Linked DNA regions of Homo sapiens: region 2 is linked to region 1. Evidence: read pairs that join two places in POLR2A ChIA-PET (ENCODE). Cell type or tissue: PC-9. All regions are shown on one strand. Links, peaks and the distances in the headings refer to the core of each region. The heading gives the core; the rest is flanking DNA.

The links. Peaks named below come from ENCODE experiments on the same cell type or tissue, not always from the same donor. Only the 100,000 strongest peaks of a DNase experiment are listed, where the experiment ranks them.
Region 2: POLR2A ChIA-PET joins it to region 1 with 18 read pairs; 3 of 35 experiments call an interaction of 5 or more read pairs at or near these places.

Annotation. Positions count from the first base shown.
Region 1 is chr18:49,503,705-49,506,619 of GRCh38, forward strand. All of the region lies in intron 2 of LINC02837 (long intergenic non-protein coding RNA 2837), which reads left to right. Among named protein-coding and RNA genes, the nearest start is that of LINC02837, 5.8 kb to the left of the region's middle. In PC-9, for the core only: no CTCF peak of the experiment used is centred there; no DNase peak of the experiment used is centred there.
Region 2 is chr18:49,608,159-49,611,073 of GRCh38, forward strand. No RefSeq gene overlaps it. Among named protein-coding and RNA genes, the nearest start is that of LIPG, 48 kb to the left of the region's middle. RefSeq lists an enhancer at 897-2,096. In PC-9, for the core only: no CTCF peak of the experiment used is centred there; a DNase peak (open chromatin) is centred at 1,433; H3K27ac peaks cover 1,866 bases.

The sequences.
Region 1 (2,915 bases), core at 246-2,745:
GTTGCCATGTCTCTTTATTTTTCTTTAATCTGAATAGCTTGGCATTCTTTGTAAAAAGAGCTTTCTCTTATTAACTGGGGTGATTTGGTTGTCCTAAAATACAGTTTCTAGAACTATGATAACTATAACCAGAAAATGTAATCTTTAAAAAATATAAACTATATAATATAACACTCCCCACTTCTCTCCAAAGCACTTCCCAGGTTAAAACCCTTGAAAGACTTCACATTTCACACCCAATAAAGTCCAAACTGCTTACTGTGCTGTGCAGGCTGATCTAGCTCCAGGCCCTCATTTCCTATACTTTTCCTCTGCACTGACTTTGCTCCAGCCACATTGGCTCCTTGCTGCTTCAGGGATACAGTCAACTCATTCCTGTCTTGATGCCTTTGCTTTTGCCCTTCCTTCCAATGATTTACAACTAGGTCTTCACGTGTTGGCTTCTTCCAGTCACTGAAGCCTTAACTCCTTCCCTGACACTCAGTCTATGGAGCTCCTCTCTGACATAATCTTGTTTTATTGTCTTCACAACATATCTCACTGAATGAAATTATCACATTTATTAGTTTTCTTCTTAAATTTCTATCTCCTTTTCAAAAAATGTAAGCTTCATGAAGACATGGTTCTTTTTTTTTTTTTTTTTTTTTTCTGAGACAGAGCCTTGCTCTGTCGCCCAGGCTGGAGTATAGTGGCGTGATCTTGGCCCACTGCAACCTCCGACTCCCGGGTTTCGATGATTCTCCTGCCTCAGGTTCCCCAGTAGCTGGGATTACCGGCGCATGCCACCACGGCTAATTTTTGTATTTTTAGTAGAGAGGGGGTTTCGCCATTTTGGCCAGGCTGGTCTCGAACTCCTGAGCTCAGGTGATCCGCCCACCTCGACCTTCCAAAGTGCTGGGATTACAGGCATGAGCAACTGTGCCTGGCAGAAGACATAGTTCTTGTCTGTTTTTTTTTCCTCTAGTGCCTAGAATAATTTTTTTGTTTATGATAAGTTCTCAACAAATATTTCTTGAATTACAACATAATACTGGAAGTCCTAGCCAGAGCAATTAGGCAAAAGAAAGAAAAAAGGACATTCAATTTGAAAAGAAGGAAGTAAAATAGTCCCTGTTTACAGATGACATGATTTTATATATAGAAAAATCAGGCCGGACGCAGTGGCTCATGCCTGTAATCCCAGCACTTTGGGTGGTAGAGGATGGTGGATCACTTGAGGTCAGGAGTTTGAGACTAGACTGGTCAACATCGCGAAACCCTGTCTCTACTAAAAATACAAAAAAATTAGCTGGGCGTGGTGGTGCATGCCTGTAATCCCAGTTACTCAGGAGGCTGAGGTAGGAAAATCACTTGAACCTGGGAGGTGGGGGTTGCAGAGAGCCGAGATCACACCACCACACTCCAGCCTGGGCAACAGAGCAAGACTCTGTCTCAAAAAACGAGAAAAATATAAAGACTCTACTCAATAAGTCTCAGAACTAATAAGTGAATTTAGTAAAGTTGCAGGATACAAAATCAGTATTCAAAAACAAGTAGCATTTCTAGACACAAACAAGAAAAGAAATCAAGATGGCACAATGGTGTACGTCTGTAATCCCAGCTACTCGGGAGGCTGAGGCAGGCAGATTGCTTGAGCCCAGTAGTTCAGACCAGCTTGGGCAACATAGCAAGACTCCCATCTCAAAAAAAAGAAAAAAAATTTAAAAGGTAATCCCATTTACCATAGTTACACCCCAACCCCCCCCAAAAAAGCCCCAAACCCTAAGAATATTTTTTTTTTTTTGAGATGGAGTTTTGCAATTGTTGCCCAGGCTGGAGTGCAATGGTGCAATCTCAGCTCACTGCAACCTCCGCCTCCTGGGTTCAAGTGATTCTCCTGCCTCAGTCTCCCAAGTAGCTGGGATTATACCTGCCACCATGCCTGGCTAATTTTTGTATTTTTACTGGAGACAGGGTTTCACCATGTTGGCCAGGATGGTCTTGATCTCTTTACCTCATGATTCGCCTGCCTTGGCCTCCCAAAATGCTGGGATATCAGGCGTGAACCGCTGCGCTCGACCTAATTTTTGTATTTATTTATTTATTTATTTTGAGATGGAGTCTTGCTCTTTGCCCAGGCTGGAGTGCTGTGGCATGATCTTGGCTCACTGCAAGCTCCGCCTCCCGGGTTCACGCCATTCTCCTGCCTCAGCCTCCCAAGTAGCTGGGACTACAGGCGCCCACATGATGCCCAGCTAATTTTTTTTTTTTTTTTTTGTATTTTTAGTAGAGACAGGGTTTCACCATGTTGGCCAGGATGGTCTTGATCTCCTGACCTCGTGATCTGCCCGCCTCGGCCTCCCAAAGTGCTGAGATTACAGGCGAGAGCCACTGCACCAGGCCAATTTTTGTATGTTTTAGTAGAGATGGAGTTTCACCATGTTGGCCAGGCTGGTCTCTAACTCCTGACCTCAGGTGATCCGCCCACCTCGGCCTCCCAAAGTGCTAGGATTACAGGTGTGAGCCACCAAGCCTGGCCCCTAAGAATAAATTTAACCAAGGAAGTAAGAAAATATCTGCAAGGCAAACTAAAGAACACCAATGAAAGAAATGGAAGAGAACATGAATTGGAAGATGCCGGGCGCGGTGGCTCACGCCTGCAATCCCAGCACTTTGGGAAGCCAAGGGGGCGTGGATCACCTGAGGTCAGGAGTTCAAGACCAGCCTGGCCAACATGGTGAAACTGTCTCTACTAAAAATACAAAAAGATTACCCGGGCATGGTTGTGCATGCCTGTTAATCCCAGCTACTCAGGAGGCTGAGGCAGGAGAATTGCTTGAATCCAGGAGGCAGACGTTGCAGTGAGCTAAGATCATGCCACTGCACTCCAGCCTGGGACGATGGAGCGAGACTCCATCTCAAAAAAGAAAATAAAT
Region 2 (2,915 bases), core at 322-2,821, 100 kb after region 1:
ATAGGCAAATCTATAGAGACAGAAAGTCAATTAGTGGTTTCCTTTGGTTGAGGGACTGGGGCTAGGGCTGGGTGAGGGACATAAGGGAGTGACGGCTAAATGGTACAGGGTTTCTTTTTGGTGTGATAAAAATGTTCTGAAATGGATTGTACTGATGGTTGTACAACTCTGTGAACATACTAACTACTGCTGACTTGTACTCTTAAATGGGCAAATTGTATGGTATGTTAATGCTATCTCAATAAAGTGGTTAAAAATGAGTAAGGAGAGCCCATGTGTAAGATTCTGAGTGTTGAAGGAGGGAAGCTGCAGCTGAGTTTGTACCTCCTGGAGTGCTCCTAGGACCACAGCTGAGGGCTGTGTAGGGAGATAAGGAGGGGGCCTGGCCTGGACACTGCAGAGGCTGAAGCGAGTAGGCACTTGATACTTGAATGGACAAATTCTGAAGTTCCTGGCTCTTTGTTAATGCCCAGTCAGTGAGGGGGAAGAGAAGAAAAGAGTTAGGCTTAAGTCTTAGGATTTGGAGCTCAGAAGGGCTTTTGGCAGTGGCCCAAAGGGATTTTGAATTAAGGCTTTAATAGAACCAGCCATACTGTATATTCACACATCTCTTCACCCCTCACTGAGCATTACACCTGAGGTCTCATTTGGGGTCTTAGTCTGTGAGACTGAGGGGCTGAGAGCAGGAGGATCTCATTTGGCATTTCAGCATGGAAATCTGGCACAAGGAAATCAGTTGCCCCTAAGAATTCTCATCTCCCATTGTGGCATATGGCATTTAAGTTAAATGAAAAGATTTCTCCAGCAGCAAAGCTCACAAAACACTGGGCTGAATCACCTCTGGGAAGACGTGGGACCTTTTATGTAGGAAGATACTTGGGAATTAGATGTAACCCAATATGAGACTGGGGCGTGGATCATTCAACCTTGGAAAGCCCCACAGTCAGGGGATAGGTTGTGATTTAGCCTGTTGAAGGATCAAGATCAGGTATGATCTAATGTGTTGAATAGAGTCAAATGGGTCATTTCACCCAAATTTTAAACTGGCTATTGCCGGCCAGTAATTTATTGTGTGATGCTGGGCAAGACACTTGCCTCTACAAATCGGCTATAAAATTGTAAAGTAAGGACTGGCTTTGAAGGAAATCACTGAGCTGTTTTCTGCTTTCTCTGTTGCTGCTATACTTCAATTTCAACTGTGCTTGTGTCCCAAGTGCCAATATTGCCTCAATCTGGTTCCAACTCCTGTTCCTTAGTAACTTGGCTGGCAGAGAAGCTTCAGAAAGAGAATGGCATAGGTGAAACCATTCTGGTAAATTCCTGCTAAGATATATATGACTAAGAGTTATTTAATATGTGGGATACAGAGAGGAAGTCAGTTACCTTATGGAACAATTTAATGAGCTCATTGCAGTAGCTTTTATTTTGTTTTAGGTGGGCAGATGTTCTGGATGCTTCTTAATTGACATCACTTGAGGTCAGTGCATTTCAAACTTTAATGTACACATGAGTCACCTGGGGACCTAGTTAAACTTGATTCTGATTCAGTAAGTCTGGGGTGGGGCCTGGGACTCTACATTTCTAACAAGCTCCCATGGGTGCTAACTCTGTCTGCTGCTAGGGGACTGTCCTTAGAGCAGAGGCCCGGGTGACCATCAACCCACCTTCAGTGATACTGATGCACTCAGGAAGGAATGAGTTGCTTTTCTCTTTCTTGAAGCCCTTTGACACTCTGCACATGTATCCATTGGAGCACTTTGTGTTGTAATGATTTGTGCGGGGCCCATCTTCTCTATGAGGCTGAAGGCTCTTATACACAGTAGCTGCATCTTATTTATCTCCATTTGCTCTTGACTTCCACCTCTCCTCACTTTAACACTGTGGTTGGCACAAAAAAGGCACTTAATGTATGATGAGGAACAGGCCCAGACAGGCCTGATGGTGATCGGGTGAGCTCATAAATGATGTGGGCTGTTACGTGGCATCTCTGTTCCTGCGTGGCCAGATGGCATAAACCAGTGATTTCCAACCCTGACTACAGATCAGGGGAATTTAAAAAAATACTGATCCCAGGCCCACTCCAGTGTTCTGATTTAATTGAACTGTTTTGAAGCCCAAGTATGAATGACTTTAATAGCCCTCCAGGCTCTTACAGCTCAAAAATAAAAAGACAACCCAATTAAAAATAGGCAAAATATTTGAATGGATATTTTCCCAAGGAAGATTTACAAGTGGCCCATAAGTACAGAAAAAGATATTAAATATCATTAAGGAAATGCAAATCAAAGCTGAGAGATACACTTCACACCTAATAGGACGGTGTGGGAGAATTTCAAACTTTCCCTCTGAAGATTTGAGTCTAAGGCTGTTGAAGTGAATTGACAGTAGATGGATTAACAGGAAAAAAGGCATACAAATTTGCTTGATGTGCCTAAGCATGGGGGAATCGCAGGAGAATAATTACCCAAAAACCCACTGAGGTCCAGATGCTTTCATACTCTTTTACATAGGGTAAGGGGAGACAGGGGGCGTAGGGGTAAATGATTTAGGAGAGATGAATGGACCTTGGAGACAGAAATTAGCTTGGGAAGGATTCTGTTTGTAAATTGAAGGTACTGGAGAACAAACAATAGTTTAGAGCAAAGTTGGTCTGGACTGTAGGTGTGGTGTTTAATTATCAGTCTCTTCCTCTGTGACATGAATTTTAATCTTCTCCGGTTAATGTAATTTTAGTGAAAGGATCAAAGGCAATTGTGTTTCTCTTTAGCAGGCCCAGTTTCTAGGTAGTTCAGGAAATTTCAGAGAATAGCCTCATCCTGTGCTTTGGGAAAGACAGGAGAGGTGGGGGAAGGTCAGAGAGACATTAAGCCAGCTTCTTAATTTGTATGTCAAAGTGCCACATTTTGTAGTATATT